Regions from separate parts of the Homo sapiens genome. Here region 2 is linked to region 1. A link is an interaction called in ENCODE POLR2A ChIA-PET data of the cell type or tissue named here. Cell type or tissue: OCI-LY7. All regions are shown on one strand. Each heading gives the region's core, and the rest is flanking DNA. Links, peaks and the distances in the headings are about the cores only.

Region 1 (16,392 bases), core at 6,337-8,836:
AGGACTCATGCTGTATTCAATCACCCATGCATTCAAAAACAGCACTTCATGCCTCTCATTTAGTTCATTTTGTGTATATAAATCTTAGCTCCAAAGTAATTGTGATTTATAGGAGGGAAAGTATGTGCTATTCCTATTCGTCCTGTTCCACGATCCACATCACCTTGCACAATGCAAGTCATAGGGAAATTATTTTAAAAGCTTCTGTTGCACAGAAGAGTAACTAATTATACGGGACAAGTAAATGGACCACATATTTTACTCAGGTGGTTTGGCTGCCTGATCAGAATTCAGGTCAGATTTACTTGCTTCCAAAGAACTTATAGGTAGTATCTAGCATCACAGAAAAATGAAGCATTACCTAAAAATTCAGATGGTCCAATGATCCACAGGTATCTCTTGGGTTGCTGATCTTAATCTGTTTGATCAATTTTTGCAGTACCTTGGGAGCTTTTCAAACACTGAATGTCATCTACTTTATTTGATTAAGTAAAGACTCGGAGTGCAGGGATAATGGCTTAAAAGCCTGTTGTGCTGCCATAATGCTGAGTCCAGTGGCTCTCCCACAGCTGATGTGAGCTGAATCATGAACTCATGATTGATGATAGTTCTGGTGTTTCTGGTCCCAACTCTCCTATTTACATGGGAATGTGCTAATCCATTCTAACCACACCTTCTGACATCTTCCTATTGATAAGGCCAGACTGTGCTTTTATACTATGTATTAAAATTTCTATGTCCATATGGAGGGAAATCCTATAGTCAACTCCATTGCAATATGTGGGCCTTATTTGGATTCTGATTCAAACACAAAGCTGTAAAAACAAAACGTTTATGAGATAGTCAGAAATTTGAGAATTGATTTGATAATTGGTTAAAGGAATTATTGTCCATTTATTTTAGGTGTGATACAATATTGTGGTTATGTTACTTTTTTAAAAAGAATTGTTATTGTTTAAAATAAATGTTGAATTGTTTATGGATAAAATGATATGTCTGAGATTTGCTTCAAAAGAATATAGAAGGAAGGGAAATAGATGAAGATAGAGATGAAACATATTGGCCATAGGTTGATAACTGTTGAAGTTCAGTGATAGGTACAAGGGACTGCATTATACTATTATGTCTACTTTTGGATATGTTCAAAATTTTCCTGAATAGGAAGTTAAATTTTTTCTACATCTGTAACTTTTCTTAAAATTTGTCATGCTACAACTACAACTACAAGTATAAACTACCTTCTTACTTTCCTGAATGGGGAAATGAATGAAAAAAGTATCCTGTTAGACCAAAAAGACATTTGAAAAAACACTAGGTCTCAGTTGCCAAAATAATCAGAAATTAGTGGCACTGTACCTGAATATTTTCATGATCACTCGGGTGCAGCAGAAAGTGAACCTCTTGTAAAGTTTTCAGCTGATTCTTGCTACTAAATTTGAACACCTCTGAAATGATTAATTCAGCGAATATGTTTTTAGGAAATCCCAAGTTTCCTGTTCCTATTGCTGGAAATGCAATTGATTTTAAGGACAAGCTCTCAGTGATCTCCATACATTCTCTGATTATGTCTTCCATTATCTGAAACGCACAAAGCACATCCTTATACATCTTGTCTAGAAATGGGAGTTAGAACAAAAAGGACAAGAATTTAGCAACTTTGTGAACTTGAATACTCCTTTTTGCTGTCAACACTGATTAAGGGCAATCAGAAGAGGAAAGAAAAATACAGGAGAAGGCAAGGAAAAGGAAAAGAGAATGCGAGAGACTTAAACACATTCACAATGAAGGAAAGAAGCAAAGCAACTACTGTTCTTTTCCTTCATTCTCTTCCATTCTTCACACCCTCCTCTGGCTTTCTTCACTAAGCAAGCAATAATATTATCTTCAGTAACCCTTCCCTGAGCTCCAATAATTATTGAGCACAATAATCCATTTATAGTATTAACTAGTCCTCAGGAGAAGTCAGCTACAGCTGAAAGAAATGGCCACATGATGGAATCTGCCAAAAGAGTGATTATTATGGAAGAGAAACAGACAAGGCCCAATCTATGTCCAATTAATATGCTACTAAAAGGAGAACCCAAAGGGCTACCCAACTTCATGGAGAATTCAAAACCAGGCCCAACCTTGAGTGAAGATGTGCTACCATTTCTCCACTCCGGAGCTACCACGTGAAGCACATAGCGACAGTCCAGATTCCAGCTGCTGGTTTTGAGCACTGTGCCCATGCTGACAGCCACCCCTTGTCCAACTGTGTCCAATTCCTCCTGGAGCTCTGGTCCAGCTTTTTCCAAGAGGGACTTAGAAAGAGGCCCTCTACTAAGCACGAGATCCAAGGGAACGGAGTTGACAACAACATCGGTCTTAAAGACAAAACCAAAAATTTGTTTCAAATTTTAACAAAAAGCATTCATCAATGATTACTATATTTGAGGCACTGGGCTTGGCACAATTGGAGACAACTAAGATGACTACGGTTTCAGTGATTGAAATATCAACATAAGACAAAGTGTGACTAAATACTTATTGAAGTGACACTTAGGAAAAAAAGAGAGCAGTCAAAAAGTAATCTATGAATGGTATGGCATCACTGAAGGAGTCCAGAGAAAGCTGTTTCAGTAACTAGTGAAGATACCATGGGCAATGTGGGGTTTGAGAAATGGGAAGAATTTCAGCAGGCAGAGCAAGACAGGGAGCAGCATGAACATAGGCATGGTGGGTTGTGAGCTGTGAACAGATTAATTTGATCTGAGAGAGCTTCTGCAGCAAAATGGTATGCTCCAGGCTAGAAATGTTACACTGGGGGTAAACTAGGGGGCCCACCTCGAGTGCCAAGACATCTGGACTCCCTGACAGAAAGGGAGCAGCCCCGGAAGCTTTTTCATCAGTGAATGTGAGCAGATTAATCGGGCTAGATTAGAGAGGTCAAGAGAACAGAGGAGAGGGAATGTAACCAAGTGATTTTCAAAGCTGCCCTGCCTGGGTCACTAAGGAGTAATGCAGAGCAGTTATTACAGCCATGGAAGCTAAGCATCTATGGGAGTGAAAGGAAAGCAAACTATGACTGTTTTTTGTTTTTTGTTTTTTTTTTTTGTTTTTTTTTTTTTTTTTAAGAGAGAGGGTCTTGCTCTGTCCACCCAGGCTGGAGGGCAGTGGCATGATCATAGTTCACTGCAGCCTCAAACTCCTAGGGTTCAAGTGATCCTCCCACCTCAGCATTCCGAGTAGTAAGGACTACAGGTATGAGCCACCATGCCTAGCTGGGAAAGAATGTCTTGATATTTGGTGTCAAAAGAGACAAGGAATGAAATTCATTCCCATAACTGATGCTTGGTCCAAAGAGTTTTTATTTAATTTTTTAAAATGAGACACAACATTATTTTTAACATTTTGAAAGAGTGCAATGGTTAAGAGCCTGAACAAATTCCAATCCTGGCTCTACCATTTGCTAGTTGGGGGATGTGGGCAAATTACCTAACCCCTTTAAGTCTCACTCCCTCATCTGTAAAGTGAGAATAATAATAATCCTAGAATCTGCCGCATGGCAGTGAATGAGAACATGCATGTCAAAAACAGCACAGTGCTGGCTGGACATGATGGCTCACGCCTCTAATCCCAGCACTTTGGGAGGCTGAAGCAGGCGGATCACCCGAGGTCAGGAGTTCAAGACCAGCCTGGCCAACATGGTGAAACCCCATCTCTACCAAAAAAAATACAAAAATTAGCCAGGCGTGGTGGCATGCACCTGTAGTCCCAGCTACTCGGGAGGCTGAGGTGGGAGAATCACTTGAACCCAGGGGGCGGAGGTTGCAGTGAGCCGAGATGGTGCCACTGCACTCCAGCCTGGATGACAGAGAGAGACCCTGCCTCAAAAAAATAAAAAGAAAAAGAAACATATTAGCCTCCCTCCAACCCCTGCCATGCCCCTGCAGCCTACAAGAATTGTCCCCACATATTGCCTGGCACCTGTAACTTCCTCAGGTCCACTTTTCACTTCCTCACTGGTGTTGGGCGCTGATGGCCCCTTAGACTCTGGCCCCAAGCTCACTCTTGCTCAGCATCATTGACAAGATTCCTGTCCTCTGCATACCCTATGCTCTGATTGTTCTGTATCTGCTGTCAGTAAATTAGGAAATTAGTCTTAGATTTACCAAAACACGGCAGGTGTAAGGTATAGAGAACTGTCTAAACGTGTGATATTATGGAGTTTTACATCTACTGGAAATCTAGCAATCTGACCTCTATACCCTTTCAGTTCTCACAAATAATTGGCCGATCTCTATTAGTAAATGATTTGGTAAGAAGCCCAATTATCTAAGGAAAATTGTTTCAAGGCAGGGGTGGAAGGCATGGGATTCTCTCCCTTGATTCTCACCTTGGTCCTTATCTTTCTTCAGCCCTCCATGAGAGAGCCACTGACTAAGTAAAGTCACAGTGCCCTGGTGGTGTTCTGTAAAAGCGACACTCACCTTAGCATTCTGCACACCCTCTTTCACCAACAGCATCTGCAGGCCTCCCGGGGACACCAGGCTTCCTTTTTCCCATGATGTTTTCCCAGGCCCCGCTGCTGCTGGTGGTAAACCTGGCGGGGCAGCTGTATCTGGCAGGGTGGCTTTAAATACAGTTTTCACAGCTTCTGCAAAGGCCTCAACAGTCTTCTCAGATACATCCACAAGGTAGATTTCTTTCAAGCAGTGTCCATCCTTCTTGAATTGGAAGTTTTCCTTGATGGCAGAAACAATGGTCTCCACGCATCGGCCTAAGGGAAAGCCAAAGACTCCAGAACTAATAGCTGGGATGGCTATGGATCGGTACTTGTATTTTTCGGCTAGACAGAGACTGAGTTGCACAGCTCTCCTTAATAGGTACACACACCTCGGGGCCTCATATCCGCTCCAGCGGGGCCCCACTGCATGGATCACGTGGTGGTAGGGCAGCTTTCCTGCCTTGGAGATGGTGGCATTGCCCGGTAGGAGTCTGCCCTCTCTCTTCACTATCTGGTCACAGTCGGCCTGGAGCTCAGGGCCAGCTGCTTTTGAGAGCGCAGCGGCCAGGCCACCATAATGCTTAAGGTCCTCATTAGATGCATTCACCACCACATCGACAGGAAGCCGTGCCAAGTCACCCTGCTGCACAATCAGCACAACGCCAGGGGCCAAGACTGTCCGAGAGAAGCACTTCTGCCCAGCGGGGCTGCCTCCCTCCTTCATTACTTCATTCTCCTGTAGTTCAATGTAACAACCAAACAACCGTTTGATCTCACTTTGATAAAACCGTGCTTTATCCTGGAAGAACTGCTTGGCTCCTGGCTTATCAGTATGGACACTTTTAACACAGACTGAATCCCAGACTTGCTTGACAATGTCCACTGCCTTCAGTACTTCGGTCTTTGAGCCAGTTAGTAAAATGCCTTTTTGTTTGTTCTCAGGATTGAAACTTACCTGCACATTTACCTTCTTTATCTTTGGCCAGAATAGCTTCTTTTCTGTCTTTAAATAGTCAATAACTAAGGAAGGCTTTACTTCAACCAGTCTCTCTATTTTCATGTTTTGTTCAACGAAGTTAAAAAGCAATTTATAGGTTTCATTTACTTCTTTTACACAGCCTGTAATGATGACTTCAGCTGTGGTTTCTGAAGTTAACTCATTGATGATTACAGTGTTTGGGGAGGAATTTTGTTTCTTAAGCAAATTGTGAGTGAGCCCTTTCCATTTCTTGCCATGAAGAACTTCTTTGTTCTCAACTTCAATGCGCTTATAATTTAAGGCACTGAGCATTTGCTTTTCTGCTTCTAACAGGGCTTCAGAAGAACAGCTGGTTAAGAGAACAGTTGTACCCTCTAGCTCATAAAGTGCAAGAATCTTCTGTGCTATGAAAAGACACTTAGAGAATTCTTTCCAGTTTACCTGTTGCAAAAACTGAAAAATCTCAGGAGAAACCTGAATGTTTTTCTGAGCCATGGTGTACACCTTTTCCTGGATTTCACACTTTGCTTTATACACATCTGCACTAGGTCCTTTCAAGCACAAGTGTTGAGTGACTCTATCGTAACAAATCTCTATCTCTGGGCACTCCGTGAGTAAATGGTCCAGTAGACTGCTGTGACACAAAAGAAAATACCTGCCTGGAGAAATGATCATTTTTTCCTTCAAACTTTGCTCTTCCCTTTTAATTTTTTGAGTAGTGCTTTCTATTAACTCCCTGACTTGTACCTCAATGCTTTGGACATCCTCTGATTTCCCTGCTAAGATTACCATCTCCTTAAGTGTATCAAACTCAATCAAAATCCTGTCATCTTTCACATCATTTTTTATGGTGTCCCACATTGTTGGATCCACTTTAATTGGGTTGACTTTATATTTAGACCTGATGCTAGAGAGTGTTGTGGAAGTATCTGCCTGCCAGGTCTTGATTCTCGGTCTTCCTTCATTGACTAAGGTGGCTGCTGGTCTGATGGTAACTTTACCACTGAGTTGGGACCACGTGAGCTCACAGTGACAACGCCTCATTTCATCGTTTATCTCCTCAATGAGGTGATTCTTTTTCTGTAAGAACTTCCATAAGGGAAGATCTAGTGACTCTTCAAATGGTGCTGGAAGCTTGATCAGAGGCTTCTCCTTTCCATACAAGGCTGTGCCCAATGAGGCATAGTATGGGAACACAGAAAGTGGCATTTTATTGAAGTCGAGTTTTGTGGCCATGATGGTGTCTAACACTTAAAAGGAAAGAAGTAAAATAATGTAAGCCCAGGATGATATATGGCAAATAAAAACAAAACAAAATTTTCCTATTTTAGAGAAAAAAAAATCTAATGTTTTTCTAACACTTAAAGGAAAGAAATAAAACAATGTAAGACCAAGATGATATGTGGCAAAGAAAAACAAAACAAAATCTTCCCATTTTAGAGTAAAAAAAACTAATGTTGGTAGAATTTTGATGTTACAGCGTATTAAAAAGCAATATACTCTCAAAGTGCTCAAATATAAACTGATATGTGTTAGCAGTGCACAGGTATCCCTTATTGAATGGAATAATTACTTTCTAGCCAAGATCCATCTATGTTGAAATCTTGTTAATTAAATTCTGTTTACTGTTTTCCTGATATTACTGATATATCACCATCATGTTAAGAAATACATGAGTTTGGTCACAATCGTGAGAATAATGTTTGCCCTAGTATAAAAAATATTTTGGTGCTCAAAGTATAAAAAATATTTTGGTGCTCAAAGTGAAGCTCACCTTAGTATTATGCTATTTGTTCTTCTTGTACAGTCCTATAATTTTAGGCTTCAAAGTTGACTTAGATTAACATTAATACCTCAAAAAGGAGGAGCATAATAATAAATTATTATAGCTTAGCATGTGTCACACACTATTCTGAGTGCTTTACATATATTTAATTCATTTCATCCTCACAACAACCATTTGAGGTAGAGACATTATTATTATCATCCTACTAAAACTGAGGCTAGGAAAGGTTAGATAACTTGGATAGGGTTACATAGACTGCAGATAATTCAGCTGAGATTCAGTGGTTGTCCAACCCCAACGCCCATCCTCTTGCCCCTCTACCAAATCCAAGTTATCATCACTGTCCTCTGAGAGCCCAGCCCCACAGACTATGATTCAGTAAGAACCACACCTCCTCCTGGCCCTGCTGGAATCTCCCTTTTCCACTTCACTGGGTGTGTTTGCATGTGTGTGCATGTGCATGCTCTTCTCTTCCAAGCCCCTCCTCGTTTTGTGTAAGTTATTAAGCAGAGCATCTGCAGAAAGGGAATCAGAATGTGCTCCAATAACAACTTGGGTTAAAAGAGCAACCTTTGTGGAAAGATGTTAAAAATAACTTCACCTTGTGTATGATTGGGTCCTAGAGCTGGTATCAAGCATGAGGGAAAAGCAGTGGCCTTCAGAGGCCCAAACATATAGCTTCAACTTCCCTGTGGCAGCCCTGAGCTTTATAGCTTCAACATGGCTCTGTGGCAGCCCTGAGCCTGGGCAGTATTTATGATTACCAACTTACTGAGCACCATCAGGCACCAGGCTCTTTGCTGGTATTATTTCATTTCAACCTCACAGCATTCCTCTAAGTAACCAGTAATGTGAACCCCATTTTACAGATAAGAACACAGAGGCTTAGGTGGGTTAAAGTAACTCGGCCAAGATTACAAAGCTAGTAAGCACCAAGGCCAGGAATCAAACTCAGGTCTGTCTGACTCAAGAACCATCACAGATGTCACCTTAATATGCCTTAAAGTCTCCATCCTGCTTTTCTTGTCTGTAAGGACAAAGTTTATCTAACTGTGCAGATTATTAATGGGATTGTGAGATACTGTAGCAGAAAAAACAGCAAAAGATCTTACAGACATAGGTGTTCAATGAAAATTCTCTTAAGAAATAAAACAGATTTTGTGAAGTTGAACCAAATAATTTTACAGTAAAATGCCTAATTTTTTCCTTTCAAGAAATCTACATAAAACACAATATTGTACAATAAATTCTCTTTTAAACCAAGCTCTATCTACCATCTGCCTCATTATTGGCAACCCATTGTGAATGGTGAAATATCCTATAAGAAAAATTAACGTTATAGGTGAACAGGAGATTTGGAAAGAGGAGAGAAGTTAGGGTATATGTTATGGGACCAGAATACCCAAGTTCAAATCCTGACTATGTCACTCACTAGCTGTGTAATCTTGGGCAAGTTATTGGACCTTTCTGTGCTTCAGTTTCGTCATGTGCAAAACAGGGATTATAACAATCAAGATGCCCATAAGACTGTCTGAATGCACTTGGTAATAACCTGCGAAGCTATGCAAATGTAAGTTAAAATTAAAAGAAGGAGAAGCTAAGCTGGGTGCAGTGACTCACGCCTATAATCCCAGCACTTTAGGAGGCAAAGGAGGGAGTATTGCTTGAGCCCAGGAGTTCAAGACCAGACTGGGAAACATGGCGAAACTCCATCTCTACTAAAAATACAATATATTAGCTGGGTATGGTGGCATGCACCTGTACTCCCAGCTACTCTGGAGGCTGAGGTGGAAGGATCACCTGAGCCTGGGGAGGCTGATGCTGCAGTGAGCCATGATCATGCCACTGCACTCCAGCCTGAGAGACAGTGAGACCCTGTCTCAAATACATAATAAAATGAAAATAAAAAATAAAAAGGAGAAGCTAGAGAACATAAAAGAAAGTCAGTAAATCACAGATGGTGGAGGACAGAGAATGAGTGAGTTTGGAGGAGGAGGTGTGGTCAAAAAAGTTAGATGGTGCAAAGAGATCAGGGAGAAAGGGAACCTTTGAGAGTGCCTCATAGAGTTTACATGAATAGCTCTGGCAGAAAATAAACCTTAATTAAATAGTACTTAACATTAGTTGTATATGTGCAGAATAGCCCTTCTGAGGACAAACCCAACAGCCCCATGCCCTAAAGATGTTTGAAAGCCCTGAAAATATCAACTCTCACCACAAACTGGGAGGTTAATTTCTAGGGTAGAGGATTTTATGTACCCCTCTCTCTCCCTGGGCCCAAGACCAGGCAGAGGGAGATTTGAATATGTGACAGAAGCTCCTCTTTGTCCCTTTGCCCAAGGAATAGTAGGTCTTTCATTCCATTTTAATTCAAACCATACTTTCATCCAGTTTTCCCAACACATGAAAACTGAGTTGGGAAAAGGGAGGTTCCTTCAAGTACCTTGTTGAAACAACTTCTCTCAAGTGGGTGGCATACCACATTATCCTATGTCATGCCCCACCCTGATTAATCCCAGGCACAGTTTTCCTTCTTTTCCCAAGAAGCCTGGCCCCCTAATTCCTTCTGCTCAGCCTTGACTTCTGAACACAAGTGGAACCTCCAAGCTGACCTTGCATATGCCTCAGAGAACTGGCAGTCTATATCACAAAACACTCAGAAGTGTTTCTCTAAGGTTCAGCTAGACATGGGTTTCACAGGGTCACTCCAAACAATAGTCCAGCAGGCATCCACTGGTCATGTGAAACCACTCCTGTCCATTTTTGAATGATGATACAATAGGTGAAAGGAGTGGTACTTTATAGGAACTCTATGAGTTGCTGAGTATTTCTTTACCTAACCTTGTCATAATTAATTTGAGAGCTTCTATCAAGTGTGTGGCTAAAACACAGATCATCTCCTTTTTAATATATTATTTCAAAGATCCCAAGAATATATTTTTCAGCCCATCATAGGTAGAGACTCATGAAAAAACCTCCTTATATCTTTCAAAAACTTGATTTTGCTTCTCTAAAGTCTGAATCACTGGCCTTATTAAGCATCATATCGCAGATGAACAGGATTATTTATTCAATTCCCAAAGAAATACATAAATAAACAAATAAAACACATCAGAACTAAATTTATAACTATTAAGCTCTGCTAATAATGGCCTAGATTATGCCAGGTATGACAGGTTAATAAATATTACCTTTTCTGTCAAAAAATTCAATCAGAGCTGAACTCTCTTCAGGAAAATATTCAACATTGGCAACTCTTCCCCCTCCATTATAGGGATTTTCAAAGAAAAGTTTTAAACTGTAGTCATCAGCACCAGGTGGCAGGTTTTCAACCCTGATTGTGTTTGTCACTTCCAGAAGTCTTGGAGAAAGCTGAAGTTGTTTAATTGAATGGTGCTTGGTACAATCATCAACAAATCTTATAGTATCTACAAACCAAAAAAAAAAAGAAAGAAAATCAGTAAATTTTTATTGTATCTTTATGTTGTATAGAAGAAAATGTCTGGCTACTAATTGAAATAAAAGGAAGAGCTAAGCACTCCATTTTTAGACACAAGATTTTAATACCTACATGAGAATTTACATACCTAAAACTCCCAGTCGCTGGGCGACACACACACGAATGTCTTACTTGGATTGCTGCCACTGAGCTGTGTCCCCACTTCCTGCCCCAGACCTCACCAACCCTCCTGAGGGTTTTCCCTACAAATCTCATTTCACCCCTTTCTCAAGCCCTTCAATGGCTCCCCATTACCTGCAGGTATGAGCGTTGACACTCCTCAGCCAGGTGTACAATGCCCTTGGTGATGTGACTCGAAACTAATTTCCAAGCATCACCTTCGGTTATTCCCTGCCATTCATTTTATTGTCCGTGTTGCCACAAAAACTAGTCATTATTTTTGTAAAACCCCTTCTCCTTGAAAGGGTCTTTGTGTATACAATTTCCTGCATTTGGAATGCTCTTCTCTAGTTTTTGTCTTGATCCTATTCATCTTTTAGGACTCAACTCAATTGTCTCTTTAATAATAAGTATTGGCCGGGCGTGGTGGTTCATGCCTGTAATCTAAGCACTCTGGGAAGCCAAGGCAGGCGGATCACCTGAGATCAGGAGTTCGAGAAAAGCCTGGCCAACATAGTGAAACTCCGTCTCTACTAAAAATACGAAAATTAGCCAGGCATGGTTGTGCGCGCCTGTAGTCCCAGCTACTCAGGAAGTTGAGGCAGGAGAATCACTTGTAGTGAGCTGAGATCACGCCACTGCATTGCATTCCAGCCTGGGCGACAGAGCAAGACTCTATCTTAAAATAATAATAATAATAAGTATTGATGGTGGGCCCACGATGTGCCAGGCACTGTGCTAGGATCTGAGGATACAGAAATAAATATAACAAATCTTTGCCAGTGCATCATCCATGTGGGAGCAAGTCTTGAGAGCAAATAAATTGCCTATTGTGGGATCAAATGAGGTGGGAAGACTAATACTGGGAATCAGACAATGGTTCCCAGAGTAAGTGGCTCTGATCTGGGTTTTGAACAATGAAGAGGGGTTTACCAGATGGATAGGGAAAGATCTATGTCAAGCAGATGGAATATATTCTGGACATTATGAATATAAACTTCACAGAAGCAAGACCAAGCCACCTTGTTTGGGTCCCTTTCCTCCCATTTCCCACAGCTTTTTGTTCACAGCTTAGAGACAGCTTCTTCTCTTGGACCTTCTTTATTTGTTTACATATGGGCTTCCTCCCTGACCCCAGGCTATGAGTTTCTCAAGGGCAGGAACCTGATTATTCATCTCTGTGCCCACAGCACCTAGACCAGTGCCTGGCACATATTAAGCATTCAAGATTCTGATCGATGAACAAAAGCAAGTCCATTTAGTTTTTCCTTTGTAAGAAACAGTAATAAATTTGAAATAAGAATAGCTCCCTTTCAGTCATTACTACGTCTCAGGTACTACGTTAAGTTGTTAAGCACTTTTCTTTTTCTTTTCTTTTCTTTTTTTTTTTTTCAGACACGGGGTCTCACTCTGTCACCCAGGCTGGAGTGCAGTGGCATGATCTTGGCTCACTGCAATCTCTGCCTCCCAAGCTCAAGTGATCCTTCCACCTCAGCCTCCTGAGTAGCTGGGAGGACGGGTGTGCGCCACCATGCCTGGCTAATTTTTGTATTTTTTTTGTAGAGATGCAGTTTCACTATGTTGCCCAGGCTGCTCTCAAACTCCTGGACTCAGGCAATCCATCTGCCTTGGCCTCCCAAAGTGCTGGAATTACAGGCGTGAGCCACTACACCTGGCCCTATGTTAAGTACTTTTCAAACATTATCTCATTCAATCTTTACAAAAACTATATTAGGTAGGTATTATTGTACCATTTTATAGATGAGGAAAGTGAGGCATAGGGAGGATAATAACTTGGCCAACCTCATATAACTAGTTAAATGGCAGAGCTGGAATTTTGACTCCATGACCTGTGCTCTTAACCGCTCCACTGCCATGGCCATGGAATAGTGAAGGCTTAGAATTGGAAAATGTACTTGTTTTGGGTGGTGACAGCTCTCTTCCCAATCTCAGAGATTGTCTACAGATTCCTGACAATTACCTTAAAGAGCACTCATTGTCTGCATCACACGCACTTACTCATACCTACATATGTGAATGACCATGAAAGTGCTAAGGACATATCAGGTAAAGAGGTAAGAGGACAGGTGTAGAGATAGGCTGCCTGGGTTCAAACCCAGTTCATCCATGCATTCGCACCTTTGTGTTTTGTCTCCCCAACTGTAACATGGGGATCAATAATAATAATCTCATAAGGTTTTGGAAAGGACAAATAAATTAATACACGTAAAGAGGCTGGCATAGCACCTGGCTTATAGTAAGCACTCTATGAGAGTGTGTTATCATTACCTTCCATGAAGTCCAGTTTGGTAATACAAATATTTACTTCACCCAGTGAGATAACACATGTGAAAAAGCCGACTCCTGTACTTGGAATCACTTGGACTTCAGATGTCTATTTGCTGTGTTCACGCACTTTCTTACCCTCTCTGCCTGTCTCTCTCTCTCTCTCAGTCACACACACACACTTGGGCACTCCTGCAATAAAGTTAATTCTACTAAAAATATGGAATTTGGTTTCAATATGAATATGCTTCACTTTCAAAATAAAAAAAACTATATTAACTTGGAAACCTCTCTTAGTAGCTACTAGAAAGAGTCAAACTTTCAGAGATGTCCCCCTAAGAGGTATCTCAAGTCTCATGATGTGGTACAAAGAAGACAGGCAGAGGAAGTGTCACTTCATCTTACCTATGTGCTTTTGAAAGGTAACAACAGCAACATCAAAATCTCTTATTATTTCCACTTGAAAGTCATCATTAGACAGGCCACTTATGTTCTCCACTAACAAGATTAGCATTATGTCAGTCACATTTGCCTTGAGGTTTTCAAATGCCACCAAAGAGGAAATATTTTCACATTCCTCTGGGATATCTTCCATTTTGTCTAATCCACCATCAAGAGGGAGTTTTGTATCCAATTCTTCTGACACATCTGATTTTAGGAAGACAAAAGAGGTACAAGATGTTATACTTATCTACCATGGTCTTAGCAAAGTAAGTTATCACAAGGCACTGCCCTCTCTCCTTGCCAATCTCTTGGCTAACTCACAGAATAACAGACCTTGGATGGCTTTTTGCTTTATTTAAATAAAAACAACATGTAACATGTAATTGCCTATTATTAAAATTCATATTTTTAAATTTTCATTTTGACAAAATAGGTCTGTATTTTCAAGATTATAGGCATTATAGGGATAAAAAGATTTTCATTTATTGCTGGTGGGTACATATATTAACCTCTGTGGAAATGAATTTTAAAAATTTGTCCAAAATTATTAGTGATAAGAAAAAATATTCACATTACTTAGCTAAGTAAATAGTCATTTATAGAACAATTTACATTATAGGACTATTTTTATATGTGAATTTTATATTAAAATTATACATAATTGAAGTTTAATTTTATTATACCCTTTTCTGCCTGGCCTTTTTGAGGAACCTGCCTTATATTTCCTAGCACTTGATATCTATTTCTAGCACAGCACCAGACTAAAATTATTCAACAAAGCTTCTCAAAAGCGAGACACATGTTTATTCATCCTTGTATTGCTAGCATATGGTATATAATTGAGGCTCAGTAAATGTTTGCTGAATTGGAGATTTACTGCTTGGGTCACTGGAGGAAAGCAAGACTATCTGATGATGCCCAAACATGGGTATCACCTAACACATTATACTCCAAAAAATAGTTAAGTTCCCATCACTGAAAAGAAAAAAGGATCCCTATAGCAAATGATTAAGGAATACACACAGAAAGTGAAATGGCCAAGGCCTGCTGTATACGAAGCCCGCTGAATGGCAATCACCCAGCTGACTCATTCCTCTCCACTGTTGACTGTAAAAATGAGTTACACATACACACAAGGTCAGTCTCACTGTATGCTTGTCCACTGAAGCATGGTGGGTACGATCTGATCTTTAGGCATTCTGTGGACAGTTTTTCAATGGGGACTCTTATCGTGTTCAAGACCCTGGATGTAAGGAGAAGTAAGAATATAAAAAAACATTAGTTAAGAAATTTACAGATTTTCTAATGGAGGTATATGAGGAAAATGACATGTGTAAATGTTCGCAGTGGCCACATAAAATGCTCTGTGTGCACCAAATCCATTTTGCTTACTTCCTGGACAATATTTCTCAAGTTTTCTGCAGTTCAGTTTCAACAGTAGTGTCCCTGCAGTTAATGGAATATGGGTGGAAGTGAATTCCACCTTCAGGCCTGGCCAATATAAATATCCTTAATATGAAACCCCATTCTCCCTTGCAGTGACCTTGGAAACCACATTTAAAGATAATGGTGTCAAAGGGTGGAAGGAGCCTGGGTCCCTGAATGACCACATGAAGTGACTGACACTCCCACCACCATCACAGCTGCCAACTACACTGAACTGTGATGCGAAGGAGAAATAAACTTGTGTTGTGGCCAGGCGCAGTGGCTCATGCCTGTAATCCCAGCACTTTGGGAGAACGAGGCAGGCGGATCACTTGACATCAGGAGTTCCAGACTAGCCTGGCCAATGTGATGAAACCCTGTCTCTACCAAAAATACAAAAATTAGCCGAGTGTGGTAACACACGCCTCTAATCCCAGCTACTCAGGAGGCTGAGGCTGGAGAATCGCTTGAAGCTGGGAGGCGGAGGTTGCAGTGAGCCGAGATTGTACCACTGCACTCCAGTCTGGGCGATTCCGTCTCAGAAAAATAAATGAATAAATAAACAAACAAACTTGTGTTGTGTTAGGTTACTGATTTGGGAGGTTGTTTGTTACAACAGTTAGACCACTCTGTTGTGTGCTGGCTATCATGCCATGCACACACACTCATGCTAAATTAAAAAAAAAATAGCTTAAGCATAAAGCAACTACATAAATTAGCACTAAGTGAGACAGGTATGACAAATCACAATGACTGCTGGGCTAGGGAGGAGGCTATATGTGTTTAATCCCTGCTGCCACTCTTTAGCCATGTGACCTTGGGCATGTCTCTTAATCATAAAATGAGGGTATAGGACTAAGTGAACTGGACTGAAAGAATCTTTCCAGCAATATAGTTTTATAATCCCATCAATATTAGACGCTTCACCACAAGAAAGGCTTAATTGACCAAAAAAGAGCATTAACAATCAGGCCAAGAGTCCCAGAAAGAGATAAAAGGGCTGGGCTGGCATGGAAAGACTTGAGAGAAGAGGAGGAAGTTCAGCAGGTCTTGAAGGGTATGTGGAATTGGGTAGAGAAAAGTGGGCTAGAGGGAATGGTGAGCAACAGAAGCACAGGCAGAGTGCTGCAACTGCATCAGACAATTTAGAAAACAGTGATTTGACTGATGTGGCTCAAAAGGCGCACAATTGTGCAGAATGAAGAAAATGAGGCCAGAAAAGCAGACTAGATCCAGAAGGTGGTCTGGACTTTATCTCCCAGCTTGTGGTAAGGGTGAGTCATGGAAGGTTTCCATGAAAAGGATGGCAGGCTATTTAGCAATAGTGCAAAGGGCTGGTCAGGTTTAAGGAGAAGGGTGGCAGACAC
Region 2 (16,392 bases), core at 7,451-9,950, 55 kb after region 1:
GGAGGTCCACTCCAGACTCTGTTTGCCTGGGTATCACCAGCAGAGGCTACAGAACAGCAAATATTGTAGAACAGCAAATATTGCAGAACAGCAAATATTGCAGAACAGCAAATATTGCAGAACAGCAAATATTGTAGAACAGCAAATATTGCTGCCTGATCCTCCCTCTGGAAGTTTCATCCCAGAGGGGCATCCGCCTATATGAGGTGTCAGTCAGCCCCTACTGGGAGGTGTCTCCCAGTTAGGCTACACGGGGTTCAGGGACCCACTTGAGGAGGCAGTCTGTCCATTCTCAGAGCTCAAACGCCGTGCTGGGAGAACCACTGCTCTCTTCAGAGCTGTCAGACAGGGACGTTTAAGTCTTCAGAAGTTGTCTGCTGCCTTTTGTTCAGCTATGCCCTGCCCACAGAGGTGGAGTCTATAGCGGCAGTAGGCCTTGCTGAGCTGTGGTGGGCTCTGCACAGTTTGAGCTTCCTGACCTCTGTGTTTATCTACTCAAGCCTCAGCAATGGCAGATGCCCCTCCCCCAGCCAGGCTGCCGCCTCGCAGTTCAATCTCAGGCTGCTGCCCTAGCAGTGAGCAAGGCTCCGTGGGCATGGGACCCACCGAGCCAGGCACGAGAGAGAATCTCCTTGTCTGCCAGTTGCTAAGACCTTTGGAAAACCATGGTATTTGGGCAGGAGTGTCCCATTTTTCCAGGTACAGTCTGTCATGGCTTCCCTTGGCTAGGAAATGGAAATCCCCCAACCCCTTGTGCTTCCCGGGTGAGGTGATGCCCTGCCCTGCTTTGGCTCGCCCTCCGTGGGCTGCATCCACTGTCCAACCAGTTCCAATGAGATGAACCAGGTACCTCAGTTGGATATGCAGAAATCACCAGCATCAATCATGCTGGGAGCTGCAGACTGGAGCTGTTCCTATTCAGCCATCTTGGAACAGAGCTCAAGAGTGTAAAGGGTTTTAAAAACATTTTTTGAAAGATAGAAATGGTCCAGAAGGGTTTTTTAAAGCAAAATATGTATTTAAATTATGGTAGATATGAAACCATATATAATGAAAGATTAACATCTGGATTTTAAATTTTTATTGTTCTTTAAAAAATACATCAGAGAAATGAAGGAAGGAAGGGAGGGAGGGAGGGAGGGAGGGAGGGAAGGTATTGCCTTCCATAGGACAAAAATACCTTCATGTTCTCTTCCTTTCCTCCATCTCCAGGCATTCAGCCTCCAGGTCTTTCCATCCAGTAGCGTGGAAGGGCTGGGAAGTTAAGGCTATGACTTTCAACTGACACTGTAGGTTACAACGATTTTGTAGATACTAGAGGAAACATGGGCCTTGCCAAATGCTGAGGAAATGGTGAATATGGTTTGGCTTGTGTCCCCACCCAAAATCTCATCTTGAATTGTAATTCCTATAATCCCCATAATCCCCAAATGTCAAGGGAGAGACCAGGTGGGGGTAATTGAATCATGGGGGCAGTTTCCCTCATATTGTTCTCATGAGATCTGATGGTTTTATAAATGTTTGGTAGTTCCTCCTGCATTCACTCTCCTTCCTGCCGCCTGGTGGAGAAGGTGCCCGCTTCTCCTTTGCCTTCTGTCATGATTATAAGTTTCCCGAGGCTTCCCAGCCATGCTGAACTGTGAGTCAATTAAACCTCTTTCCGTTATAAATTACCCAGTCTCGGGCAGTTCTTTATAGCAGTGTGAAAATGGACTAATACCAAGGTTGTAGTCTGGAAAAGGAGGGAAGGATCAAAGTTGGGAGAAGTTAAAAGAACATGGGAGAAAGGAGAACACAGTAGCACAAGGAAGGGAGGAGCGTTCTGTATCCCACTTGCTTCACCTGGTTAAGGCCTGGACGAGGAGACTGCCCATAGGGATGAGTTCCAGTAAAGACATGAGGTCTCTTTTTCCCCCTTACAGTATGGCTACTTCCTTGGGGTACTCAGAGTAAAGAGCACACGGGGTATCTGTTGCAGTTGCATGGTTGTGTGCTCATACCACAGAGAGAAGAGAATAAAACGAAGTCTCTCACCCCAGTCAGTGACAGACACCTGACTGGTGGTGTCTTCAATGTGGATGAAAAACTGGACAGACCCTCTTGGAGATGACTGTCAGATAGAGAGTAAGGTTGAATTACCTAAACAGCTTCCATCTTTCTCCATGGGCTGAATCGCAGTTGAGACTTTCTCTTCTTCTATTTGGGAATTAGTTTGCTTACCGTTATAAAATGTACAATCCATACCATCTTTCCTTTTACTTTTTGTTTGGTGTGTTTTAAATGATGCCTTATCTATAATACACCTAAAGACCCTGACTTGCTCTCCAAAGTGATTACTCTAATTAGTATTTCCACCAGCTATATGAGAGCTCCTGTTCCACAGTCTCAACACTTGATATTGTCGGACGTTTAAATTTTCCTAAACTGATACATATGAAATAATATCTTATAGTTTTAATGAAGTTGAATGTTTAAGAAATCTATTTATTGATCATTCAATTTTCCTCTTCTGTGAATTGCATCTTCATGGTCTTGCCATATATTTGTGAGGAGTCTTGCTTTTTCTCTTGATTCATAGGAGTTCTTTAGTATTATCTGGATACTAGTCCTTTACTGGTTATATGCACTATAAATCTCTTGTTTCAACATGTGACTTGTCTCTTTCACCTTATTTATTGCTTTTTAAAAATTTTTAAAGAAGTTGTAAAATTTTAAGGGATAGTATTTGTTTTTTTAAAAAAATAGGTAAGACATTGATATGATTTGGCTGTGTCCCCACCCAAATCTCATCTTGAATTACCACATGTTGTGGGAGGGACCCAGTGGGAGGTAATTGAATTATGGGGGCAGGTCTTTCCCATGCTGTTCTCGTGATAGTAAGTCTCACGAGATCTGATGACTTTATAAAGAGGAGTTTCCCTGAATATGCTCTCTCTCTCTTTGCCTGCTGCCATCCACGTAGATATGACTTGCTCCTCCTTGTCTTCCACCATGATTGTGAGGCCTCCCCAGCCACGTGGAACTGTAAGTCCATTAAACCTTTTTTCCTGTATAAATTACTCAGTCTCAGGTATGCCTTTATCAGCAACGTGAAAATGGACTAATACAGACATTCTTGAAGTTCAAAATTCAAAGGCATGAAAGTACCCAGTGAAAAATCTCCCTCAGGCTGGTCATGATGGCTCATGCCTGTAATCCCAGCACTTTGGGAGGCTGAGGTGGGTGGATCCCTTGAGGTCAGGAATTCAAGACCAGTCTGGCCAACATGGTGAAATCCTGTCTCTACTAAAAATACAAAAATTAGCCAGGTGTGGTGGCAGGTGCTTGTAATCCCAGCTACTCAGGAGGCTGAGGCACAAGAATCACTTGAACCTGGGAGGAGGAGGTTGCAGTGAGCTGAGATTGTGCCACTGCACTCCAGCCTGGGCAACAGAGTGAGACTCTGTCTCAAAAACAAACAAACAAAAACCTCCCTCCTACTCCATCTAGCCTTCTAGTTTCCTTTCTTGCAAGGAAAACAATGCAAAAAAAATGCTATGCTGCTACAATAAATAACCTTTTACAAATAATCGTTCTTCAGTTTTATCTGTATGACAAATTCCTAGCAATGGAATTGCTGGGTCAAGGATATATGCACTTGTAATGTTGATAGTTATTGCCAAATTGCCCTCCATAGAAATTGAGCCAATTTACCCTCCCACCAACAAAGCCCCCACTTTCCTGCACCTTCGCTGACACAGTGTGTTACAGAACTGATCTTTGCAAGTCTAATAGGTTAAAAAGAGGGATATCTCAATATAGCTTTTAAAATAAAATGTATTTTATTTTATTTATTTTTCAAATAGGTGATATATGCACATAGTATAAAATTTAAAGGAAACAAAAAGGTAAACAGTAACAATTAAGTCTGCCTTACACCTTTATTCCATAGCACCCAGTTCTGTCTAGAGGGAACACAGTTACTAGCTTCTAGTATATCCTTCTAGAGATATTCTATGCACATCCAAACACATATTTAAATATGGGAGGATTTCTCTTATTTGGACAGACTTGTGTTTTCTTTTGCGTTGCAGTCTACAGTGATCAAAAGGCTCTTGCCATCACTATAGCTAGAAATATCTTCCTGTTGGAATTTTTCTTATTTTTGAGACAGGGTCTTACTCTGTTGCCCAGGCTGGAGTGCCGTGGCACCATCAATGCAGCCTTGACCTCCCAGGCTCAAGCGACCCCCAATCCTCCTTCCTCAGCCTTCCCAGTAGCTGGGACTACAGGCATGTACCACCACACCTGGCTAATTTAAAAATTTTTTGTAGACATAAGGTCTCACTCTGTTGCCCAGGCTGGTCTCAAACTCCTGGGCTGGGCTCAAGTGATGTTCCTGCCTCAGCTTCCCAAAGTGCTGAGATTACAGCTGTGAGCCACGGTGCCTGGCCTCTGCTGGAATTTTGAAAGCATTGTTCCATTGTCTTTAAGCTTCGTGTTGGTGCTAAGAAATCTGAAACCATTCTGATTATTGATCCTCTGTAGATAACCTGTTCTCTTTTCTTCCCTCTAGAAGTTTTTCCTTCCTGTTTCTGAAATTTCCCCATGGTATACTTTGGGGTTGGTCTGCATTTTTTTTTTCCATTATGCTGAGCACTAGGTACAAACTTCTAATCTGAAAACTTGTGTTCTTTAGTTTGAGGATGTTTTCTTGAATTATTTCTTTGATTTTTGTTTTTCTCTCTGCTTTCTGATCTCTCTTTCTGATGTTGGACAACTTGGCCTGGTCCTCTAATTTTATATTTGGTTTTCTATTCTCCACTTCATTGCCTTTTTACTCTACTTTCTGAGATTTCCTCAACTTTATCTTCCAATGCTTTTTTTTTCCATTTCTGTTATTATGTTTAAGACCTCTTGCTTGTTTCCTAAATGTTCCCTTTTTATGGCATTTTCTTTCTTATTATAGTTTTTTTTAAAAAGCTTTATATTCTGAGTTAGAGATTTTCCTGCAATGTTTGTTAAACCTTGGTTGTCTGTTTCACAAGAGTTTAAAAAACTAGTGAGAATTCTGAGCTAGTGAGTGGGGCTTATCAACTTTGAGTTTCACTCTACAGGATTTGGTGGCCTGTGTGTTGATGAATCTCTAACGTCAGTCTCTTTAGGTAAAATTTCCACTTGTATAGAAATTTTCAGTCTCTTGCTTGGTGAGTAAACTTCTGGCTGCTGCTATTCTGGGAGCCAAATGGTGGAAGGCAGTTTGGGGAGGGCTGTCATTTCAGGATTAAGCATTTAGTGTGCTTTTGGCTTCTGATTTGCCTATTTTTGGTACAGTACCAAATGCCTTGTCTGTGCCTGATATCCTCAAAGACCCTTCAATTTACTTTTTATAGGGAATAGCTTCGAGATTTCTCCTGGAGTAGGAGAAAGGCAGTTATTCTGGGGAAAGAAGGGGCAGAGAGATCTAGGGATGTACTGTTTCTTAAACGGCTCTCATCCTATCTTTCTTATTTTAGCACCTGCCATGCTTTGCTGCTTTACTGTTAGCGCCAGAGACACTCTCATTCTCAGTTCCTGAGACTTTTAAAAGTAAATCAGGTGGTTTCTCAGCTTTCCCTCCACTTGCCAACTTAGGGTTGAGCTGTTGTAAGTCTGCAGTCATAATCACAGATCCATCTGCCTCTAGCTTCTAATATGGTGTAGCTACATTTCCTCTTCTACCTCCCTGTTCTGGAGGGCATACGTGTCCTTTAAAATCACATTAATGTGGTTTTCCTAGGTTAGAGAAAGCAAAGTTAGATACATCTAATTCAATCAGACATCTTAACCTTGAACCTCAATTTTTAAAATGTTAATGTAATCAAATGTATTTATGGTTGTCTCTATGGTTTGTGCTATTCATGACTTCCCTTCCAAATTTTTGGTTTAAAATAGTAATATGTTTTTTTCATTATCATTTTGGTATTATCTTTAACCCTGGAAGTTATTATTTCAATTTATTTATTTATTTATTTATTTATTTATTTATTTATTTATTTATTTATTTTGAGATGGAGTCTTGCTCTGTTGCCCCGACTGGAATGCAGTGGCATGATCTTGGCTCACTGCAACCTCCGTCTCCTGGGTTCAAGTGATTCTCCTGCCTTAGCCTCCCGAGTAGCTGGGACTACAGTCATGTGCCACCACACCTGGCTAATTTTTGTATTTTTAGTAGAGATGGATTTTCACCATGTTGACCAGGCTGGTCTTGAACTCTTGACCTCAAGTGATCCTCCTGCCTTGACCTCCCAAAGTGCTGGGATTACAGGCATGAGCCAGCTCTCCTGGCCTATTATTTCAATTTAAATATGAGGAATTGAGGCTGAGTGTAAATGACTTGCCCAAGTTTACCCAGTTAGCACATTATATTAGTTCTAAGTTTAGGACTGACCCCTCCAAGTTTGCTGATGCTAGGCCAGGACTACATGGTACCAACTCTTGATATTCTGAAATGAATTTTCTTTCCTTCTCTTTAATTTCTAAATTTTTTTTGTACTTAACCTCTTGAATTTTTACTCTGTTAGGGACTGAATTGCGTTACCCCCAAATTCTTATATTGAAACCCTAACCTTCAATGTAACTGTATGTGGAGATAGAACCTTTGAAAAGGTACCTAAGGTTAAATGTGGGCATAAAGGTGGGTCCCTAATTCGATAGAACAAGTATCCTTAGAAGGAAACAAAGAGACACCAGGGATGTGAGCACCGAGGAAAGGTCACGTGAGGACACAGTAAGAAGGGCCATCTGCAAGCCAAGGAGAGAAGTCTCAGGAGAACCAAACCCTGGTGACATTTGGATCTTGCACTTCCAGCCTTCAGAACTATGAGAAAAATGGATTTCTCTTGTTTAAGCCATGCAGTCTGAGGTGTTTCTCTATGGCAGCCCTAGCAGATTAATGCACTGTCTCTCAATCTGCTTTGCACACCAACCTCTTTTGTTAGTGCATTGGATTAATATTTATTACCTATAGAAAGTTAATGATGACCCCCAAATCCCTGGGTTGTCTGGCAGCAAAGAACAATCTCAGCAAATGGGTTGTCCTCAGTTCTGTTTCTTGGTTGTGTGGCTTCCTGAATCATAGGCCGCTTGCCTGCCTAGTTTATTCTCTAGGTCTTCATACGATGTAGGAAGAGTCAACATGGTGGAAAGATGAATCCAAAGAAGAAAGGTTTTTTTCCCTGAAGCCAAGAGCCCAAATGGCCAAGTCTCACACCCCAAGCCTCCTTTCCCTCGGATCTCACCCTGGCCCCATTAGCCTTTCTTCTTTTCTCTTTTCTTTTCTTTTCTTTTTTCTTTTCTCTTTTCTTTTCTTCTCCCTTCCTTCCTTCCTTTCTCTCTCTCTCTCTTTCTTTCTTTCTTTCCTTCACAGTCTTGCTCTGTCATCCACACTGGAGTGCAGCGGCACCGATCTTGGCTCTATAGCCTCCACCTCCCAGGTTCAAGCGATTCTCCTGCCTCAGCCTCCCAAGTAGCTGAGAGGCAGGGTTTCACCATGTTGGCCAGGCTGGTCTCAAACTCCTGCCCTCAAATGATCCACCAACCTCGGCCTCCCAAAGTGCTGGGATTACAGGTGTGAGCCACCGCGGCCAGCCCCCATTAGCCTTTCAAAGTGAGATGGCTTCTCTGGGGAAGAGCCAGCCCCATGCTTTTCCCATCTCCAGTTCCTTCGTACTGCCCCACTTCCCTTGTATGAGAGAGGGAGAAAAAGGAACTGGAAAAAGAGAGTAAAAAGGGTCAATCCAACAGAAACACATCCCTGAGTATCTTGTCTCAATTATTGAGAGATATCCCTGAGAAAAGCATTCTCCCTTGACTCACACTGGAGTACTTTTCCTTTGCAGGTAGGCACACAAGGAAACCATTTAGTTTGTAGCTAAAGCATGCATCACTTAACTTTAGTTAAAAAGCTTACTGGCAGGGTGCGGTGGCTCACGCCTGTAATCCCAGCACCTTGGGAGGCCGAGGCAGGCGGATCACTTGAGGTCAGGAGTTCAAGACCAGCCTGGCCAACATGGTGAAGCCCCATTTCTACTAAAACTAAAAATAAAAAAATTCGCTGGGCATGGTGGTGGGCCCATGTAATCCCAGCTAGGAGGAAGGAGAATCCCTTAAACCCAGGAGGCAAGGTTGCAGTGAGCAGAGATCGCACCACTGCACTCCAACCTGGGCGACAGAGTGAGACTGTCTCAAAAAACAAACAAACAAAGAAACAAACAAAACTTAATTTAGGCCAGGCACAGTGGCTCATGCCTGTAATCCCAGCACTCTGGGAGGCCGAGGCAGGTGGATCACTTGAGGTCGGAGTTTGAGACCAGCCTGGTCCCCGTCTCTACTAAAAATACAAAAATTAGCCAGTGCCTATAATCCCAGCTACTCAGGAGGCTGAAGCAGAAGAATTGCTTGAACCCAAGAGTCAGAGGTTGCAGTAAGCCGAGATTGAGATCATACCACTGCACACCAGCCTGGACAACAGAGCGAGACTCTGTCTCAAAGAAAAAAATTATTTTTAAGTATATTTTAAAACTTGGGGGCTGTTGGTGGACAATCTAAGGTAACAAAATAAAAGTTATTCTAATGCATGTGATTATTATGCAATCCCCCTTAATTGAATGAAGTATCCTTCTTCCCCCAAGGCTATATTCTTTTTTCAATTCCAGGAAATTTTCTCTTTCATATTCTTGACTTGTGGTTTTTCAAGCTGCCTGTTGGTTGTGTTTACTCAGAAACCCCTTTGGTTAGGACTTTGAATTTGCATACCCTGTTTTCTGAGTTAATTAAGCCTTCTTGACTTCTTGTGATAGGACTACTTAGTGCTCTTTCGTTTTTCAGTTTTTTGCTGTGTTGGTGTGTGTGTGTGTTTGTTTTTTGTTTTTTGTTTTTTTTTTTTTTTGAGACAGAATCTTGCTCTGTTGCCCAGGCTGGAGTGCAGTGGCGCAATCTCAGCTCACTGCAGCCTCTGACTCCCAGGTTCAAGCAATTCTCCTGCCTCAGACTCCCGAGTAGCTGGGATTATAGGCATGCACCACCACTCCTGGCTAATTTTTGTACCTTTAGGAGATACAGGGTTTTACCATGTTGGCCAGGCTGGTCTCAAACTCCTGACCTCATGATCCACCCACCTCAGCCTCCCAAAGTGTTGGCATTACAGACGTGAGCCACTGTGCCCAGCCATTTTTCATTTTATTTGTTGATTCACCATTCTGTAAGTCAGTATACTGTTTTCTGTTTCCATTCATGCAGTGTGGAGTCTATCAACAACTATGGTCTTTCTCAGAGATTTGACACCCACTCCCAGCACTGCCACTTACTAGCTGAATGAGAGAGGCATGTCAGTTGATCCCTTTGAGGATCAGCGTCCTCCATCAAAGGGGCCTCCTTCCTCAGAGGACTGCTACAGAGAGAAGTGAGATACTGTATATATTAAAATGCTCTGTTGGCTGGGTGCGGTGGCTCATGTCTGTAATCCCAGCACTTTGAGAGGCCAAGTAGAAGGATCACTGGAGCCAAGGAGTTTGACACCACGCTGGGCAACATAGGGAGACATTTTCTCTACTGAAAAAAAAAAATTATTCCAGTGTGGTGGCACGTGCCTGTGATCCCAGCTACTTGGGAGGCTGAGATGGGAGGATCACTTGAGGCTAAGATGGGAGGATCACTTGAGCTTGTGAAGTCAAGGCTGCAGTGAGCCATGATTGCACCACTGCACTCTGGCATGGGTGACAAAGTGAGACCCTGTCTCAAGAGTAAAAAACAAGGCCTGGGGCAGTGGCTCAAGCCTGTAATCCCAGCACTTTGGGAGGCCAAGGTGGGCAGATCACCTGAGATCAGGAGTTCGAGACTAGCCTGGACAACATGGCAAAACCCCATCTCTACTAATAATATAAAAATTAGCCAGGCATAGTGGCACATGCTAGTCCCAGCTACTCAGAAGGCTGAGGCACGAAAATCACTTGAACCTGGGAGACAGAGGTTGCAGCGAGCTGAGATTGCACCACTATACTCCAGCCTGGGCAACAGAGACTTCGTCTCAAAAAAAGAAAAAAAAAAAAAAAAAGAACAAACAAACCTCTGTTAACAATAGAAGATTTGGCCAGGTATGGTGGCTCACACCTGTAATCCCAGCACTTTGGGAGGCTGAGGCAGTCAGATCACCTGAGGTCAGGAGTTCAAGATCAGCCTGGCCACCATGGTGAAACTCCGACTCTGCTAAAAACACAAAAATTAGCCGGGCGTGGTTGTGAGCACCTGCAATCCCAGCTACTTGGGAGGCTGAGGCAGGAGAATCGCTAGAACCCGGGAGGTGGAGGTTGCAGTGAGCCAAGATGGCACCACTGCACTCCAGCCTGGGCAATAGAGTGAGACTCCATCTCAAAACAAAAAAAAACAAAAAACAAAAAACAATAGAACATTATAAAATTGTTATTGCTCTATGATGTTTATCATTATCTGTTCTAGATTCTAATACTCCTACTTTTACTTTCTGGGTTCTTGTTTTATCCTGAATTTACACTGAAATTTTGTTTTTGTTGTTGGCCCCAGATTTGTTAATTTTATGTTGTTCTTTTTGTATTGGTACTTCCCTTATCTCAGGCACTTTAATTGGAATTTTAGTGGAATTAATATGAAAAAAAGAGCTCCATCTAACACCATAAACTACAAAGACCTAAAGAGAAGCATTTTCATTATTTTTTTTTTCCGTTTAGGTGGAGGGTTGATCTCGCATTGTACTAATTGAGTAAATTGAATGTGAAAAAGGTGTTGAGAGTTGAGCCATCTAGGTGTGAAGAGACAAGAACACATTAAGCACGTGTAAAGAAAAGCTCAGATTGAAGAGGTGGTTGGATTTTGTGGAAGCCAAAATCACTCCTCTGATAGGTCTTAGTTATAGGGTGATAATTTTAGGAACAAGAGACTTAAGGGAATTAAATACTGTGTAGAAAATGCCCTTCTCAGTGAAATAAAGAAAAGAAGATTAGAGAATATTTATATCCTAGTGACCACAAAAATAACATAAACAAAGAGAAATGGGCCAAAGGTCTTTTAAGTTATTCATACTTTGAATTTAGTTGCAAGATTCCCTTCCTATGTTTACTAATGTGGTGAGACCAAAGCTAGGATATGTAATAATTTAATCAATTAATCTTGTAAAGCATATTTACTATAAAGCTTATTTACTAAAAGAAACTGTATTTGTTCTAGTAAAGTACTCAAAAGAAATTGAATTTGATCATACTAGCTATGAATGATCTCACCAGCCCTGTGATAACCTGCCACACTGTAAATGAATTTGTAAACCTTGTGTTCAATTAATACATTACCATATATACTATGTGGAATTTGAGTGGCTATCTACTATTGGTGCAGAAAAAAATGAAAATATTTCCTCTGATTCATCCAAGCAGAGTGTGTGTCCTTTTTTTCCACAAGTGAGAGAAAGAATTAAAAGAAACAAAAAAAGGAATAAGAAGGAGAAGAATGGTAAGAAAAGCAATAAGAGAAGATATTTGAGACCGTGAAGCCTTCCGTGAAAGAAGGCTGCCAGTCCAGAATTAGAGCTCATGGTCTCTGGTCTTGGATTAATCAGGTACCATTTGCTTGAACTCTGAAGATACAGAGAAAAGAGATGGATTTCTTCAGTAATTAACAGTTTGACAAGACTTCTAATTTTGATACTAAGCTAGATAACAGTTAGTTCTTAGGATAAAAGTAGAGACCATTCTAGTCATATAGAGAGAAAACATCAAGCCAAGTGGGAAGGAGATGGACTTAAAGGATGGAAAGATACAATTTAGCTTCAGACTGATGGAAGGTAGAATTTCTAAATAACTATAATTATTGATTGGTTCATAGTTTGTTCCTCAAGAAAGAATAACAACTTTAATAACATGGGTATACTTTACTCAAAACTTCTTTTTTTTTTTTTTTGAGACAGAGTCTCACTCTGTTGCCCAGGCTGGAGTGCAGTGGCTCACTGTAAGCTCTGCCTCCCAGGTTCACGCCATTCTCCTGCCTCAGCCTCCCGAGTATCTGGGACTACAGGCGCCCGCCACCACGCCCAGCTAATTTTTTTTCTATTTTTAGTAGAGACGGGGTTTCACTGTGTTAGCCAGGATGGTCTCAAACTCCTGACCTTGTGATCCACCCGCCTCGGCCTCCCAAAGTGCTGGGATTACAGGCATAAGCCACCACGCCCGGCCCACTGTAGTCAAAGCTTCTGTGTCTTACTCCTGAAGTAAGGGTACAGCAAAATAAACTGGGGAACAACATCCTTGAGTAACAACATTGGAGGAGGCAACAAGTCAGCAGCAGACATTGTAAATAAGAGTCCACCTAACCTAAGTAAAAGGGTCTTTTCTTTTTGAGATAGGGTTTTGCTCTGTGATCCAGGCTGGAATGCAGTGGCAGGATCATAGCTCACTGCATCCTTGACCCCCTGGTTCCAAGCAATCCTCCCACCTCAGCCTCCCAGGCAGCTGGAACCACAGGCATGCGCCACCATGCTGGGCTAATTTTTTTATTTTTGTAGAGATGGGGTCTCCCTATGTTGCCCAGGCTAGGAGTCCTTTCTTGTTCTAACATGGCTCACTAGAATTCTGCACTGGTATTGAGAACCAAGGCCCAGGCAGGAACTGCATTATTTAACCATACTTTGTTCTCTGGGACTATATTTCCTTCAGGCGTGCTACAAATTGCAGCAATAGAGCATTTTAACTGTCTTGTTGAAGGTAGACTAGGATCTTTGCATCTCATATTCTAACCTCATATTTATCAAAAATATAGGTACCTTATTTTGACATGACATGTAGGTAGAAACAGGCAATGAAATACGGTGCAACCATTAAAAATGATACGTAAAATATTTAATGACGAGGAAAATGATACACTGCAAGATGAAACTGATTATTAAACTATAAATAATGATGATTACATTTTTAAAAACTTTATAATTCTATATACATAAAATAGGGAAAGATATAAAGCAGAATATCTCTGCCATTAAAATTATGTTTACAGAAAAAATAAGAACACAAGAGAACAACTTGTAATGTTTAATGAAAAATGGTAGAAATATGGGATCTAATTAAACTAAAGAGCTTCTGTACAACAAAAGAAACTACCATCAGAGTGAACAGGCAACCTACAGAATGGGAGAAAATTTTTGCAATCTACTCATCTGACAAAGGGCTAATATCCAGAATCTACAATGAACTCAAACAAATATACAAGAAAAAAACAAAGAACCCCATCAAAAAGTGGGCAAAGGATATGAACGGACACTTCTCAAAAGAAGACATTTATGCAGCCAAAAAACACATGAAAAAATGCTCATCATCACTGGCCATCAGAGAAATGCAAATCAAAACAACAATGAGATACCATCCCACACCCGTTAGAATGGCAATCATTAAAAAGTTAGGAAGCAACAGGTGCTGGAGAGGATGTGGAGAAATAGGAACACTTTTACACTGTTGGTGGGACTGTAAACTAGTTCAACCATTGTGGAAGTCAGTGTGGCGATTCCTCGGGGATCTAGAACTAGAAATACCATTTGACCCAGCAATCCCATTACTGGGTATATACCCAAAGGATTATAAATCATGCTGCTGTAAAGACACATGCACACGTATGTTTATTGCGGCACTATTCACAATAGCAAAGACTTGGAACCAACCCAAATGTCCAACAATGATAGACTGGATTAAGAAAATGTGGCACATATACACCATGGAATACTATGCAGCCATAAAAAATGATGAGTTCATGTCCTTTGTAGGGACATGGATGAAGCTGGAAACCATCATTCTCAGCAAACTATCGCAAGGACAAAAAACCAAACACCACATGTTCTCACTCACAGGTGGGAATTGAACAATGAGAACACATGGACACAGGAAGGGGAACATCACACACCGGGGCCTGTTGTGGGGTGGGGAGAGGGGAGAGGGATAGCATTTGGAGATATACCTAATGCTAAATGATGAGTTACTGGGTGCAGCACACCAACATGGCACATGTTTACATATGTAACTAAACTGCACATTGTGCACATGTACCCTAAAACTTAAAGTATAATAAAAAAAGATTAAAAAAAGAAAAATGGTAGAAATAATATTATATGATTTGTGACAGAACAAAATGTGATTTTGACTTTGTTGAATTTGGACAGAGAAGAAACTGGAAGGGAGACATGAGAAATTGGCAGTGGTTTTCCCTTAGTGCTGGAATTATGAGTGAGTTTGGTGAGTTATTTTTCTTTATACTTTTCTGTTCTCTTTAAATGCGCATGTAATTTATTTATGATAATGTAAATACTTCTTAAATGTCTGTAACTCTTCAAAAGTGATGCTTCAGGATAAATGAGCTGCTAAGCATTTTAAGAATTTACGTAACTCTAATATACTGGAGGGAAGGGATGGATCTGAAAGGCTACCATCAGTAAGAGGAATAAAACTTGCTCTGTGTCCTCCAGAAGTCTGGACAGTGATCAGCAGGTAATAGACACAGAGGAACTGATTTCAACTTTTGAAAAAGAGTTTTCCACTAATTAACACTGTCCCACGGCGGAATAGGTTCCCTGAAGATGTTGAGTGCTGAAAGTGATCAAGCAGAGGCTAGAGGGCTTCTTGCCTGGGAGCAGGGGAGGGTTGGGGGAGAAGGACAAGAGGACAGTGGGGTAGGTGACCTCTAGCATCATTGTCACTGCTAATATTCTATCTGTGCATTCATTTGCTCATTCACACAGCTTCCAAGATGGCCCCCAATGATCCTTGCCAGTGGAGTATTCATGCCCTTGTGCAATTCCCTCCCAGACTGAACAAGCTGATCAAAATAATCAACAGGATACTCGTGGAAAAGATGGTGCATGACTTCAAACATAAAGATTTGGTAGCTTCTGCCTTGCTCTCTCTTGAGTTGCTCACTCTGGAGTAAGCCAACTGTTGTGTCATGAGGACACTCAAGCAGCCTGTGGAGAGGCCTGAGAGGAGAGGAACTGAGGACTGCCAATACCTGACAGAAACGTGCCAGGTATGTGAGTGATTCACCTTGGAAATAGACCTCCAGCCCAGACAAGCCTTCAAACGACCACATCCCCTGACATCTTGTCTGTAACTTCAGAGAGACCCTAGCAGAATGATCCAGGTAAGCCATGCCTGAATTCCTGACCCATAAAGACTGTGTGGGATTAAGTCACTAAAATTGGGGGTAATTTTTTAATATTAGATAACAATGCGATACATTTTTACCTGAAATGTAAACAGGTAAAATCTGTTATGATTTGTTCCATAACAGAGTTAATATTCTGTGATTCAGTCATTTCAGCTGAACTATTGACAAGTTTTCCTTAATAAGGCAAAATCCCCAACTGTGATAGATGCATAACGGTAGCCGCTCCACTTAAGCAGTACAGTTTAACCCGCCACCATTCGATGTCTTAACATGTTCCAAGAAGAACAATGTCATCTTGGTTTTAAGGTGATGCATCTTGTTTTTTTCTGATAGAAAAAGAATAATGTGCTTTTTATTCTCCTAGAGATTTGGTGTCTGTGAATGGTTGTAGCTCTGTGACATTTACCATACATTTCTCAGCTTCCACCCATCAATTTGCTGAGAAAAAAAGGTATGCTACAAATCGCAGCAATAGAGCACTTTAAAAAGGTAATTTTCAGCATTTTGGCACCTAAAAGGGAAACTTTCATCTGCTTACACAGGCCAGAAGCAAAGACAAAGATTGCATGTTGTTCTTACAGATGACTTAAATCATCTCTTTGATGATAAAAATATTTTTAAGCCGTGAAAGTTATGAGATATTCTGGGTAAGCCTGATTATCAAAGAATACCACAAATAGCTTTGGAGATCGTGTATTGTTTGTCACTGAGTCAAAGAGATCTGTGGGATTGTGAGGATTCTTGGGTGGAGGGGTGACTAATCCTGCACGTCCCTTTGTGAAGACTCCAGTAAGTACTCGCACAACGTACATGTGCTTTCTCCCATTGCTGTCTGGCTTGGAGTAGGTGTCCTTGGCAGAATAACTGGCATCCACAGCAAAATAGGTTCCTTTTCCATAGGATACAGCTGGAAAGAGAAAGACAAAAACCTTCCTAAGAATATAAAATTACACAATGTGTAGAACCATGCCCAATCTGACAAAATTGTTTTCTAAATGCAGTTTTAGCCAGGTGTGTTGGCTCATGCCTGTAATCCCAACACTTTGGGAGGCTGAGGCAAGAGGATTGCTTAAGGCCAGGAGTTCGAGACCAGCCTGGCTAGCATTATGAGACCCCTTCTCTACAAAAATAAAACAAAATTATTAGCCAGGCATAGTGGTGCATGCCTGTAATCCCAGCTACTCAGGGGACTGAGGTGGGGGCATC

What was found. Peaks named below come from ENCODE experiments on the same cell type or tissue, not always from the same donor. Only the 100,000 strongest peaks of a DNase experiment are listed, where the experiment ranks them.
Region 2: POLR2A ChIA-PET joins it to region 1 with 7 read pairs; 5 of 35 experiments call an interaction of 5 or more read pairs at or near these places.

Annotation. Positions count from the first base shown.
Region 1 is chr3:122,689,713-122,706,104 of GRCh38, reverse strand. It overlaps PARP14 (poly(ADP-ribose) polymerase family member 14), which reads right to left. Exons shown (of 17, transcript NM_017554.3): 4 at 13,562-13,804; 5 at 10,443-10,679; 6 at 4,470-6,715; 7 at 2,127-2,363; 8 at 1,357-1,578. Among named protein-coding and RNA genes, the nearest start is that of PARP14, 17 kb to the right of the region's middle. RefSeq lists an enhancer at 4,515-5,015. In OCI-LY7, for the core only: no CTCF peak of the experiment used is centred there; a DNase peak (open chromatin) is centred at 7,684; H3K4me3 peaks cover 568 bases.
Region 2 is chr3:122,635,512-122,651,903 of GRCh38, reverse strand. PARP15 (poly(ADP-ribose) polymerase family member 15) reads right to left here. Exons shown (of 12, transcript NM_001113523.3): 12 at 12,857-16,093. The coding sequence ends at 15,804. Among named protein-coding and RNA genes, the nearest start is that of PARP14, 37 kb to the left of the region's middle. RefSeq lists an enhancer at 15,612-16,392. In OCI-LY7, for the core only: no CTCF peak of the experiment used is centred there; no DNase peak of the experiment used is centred there.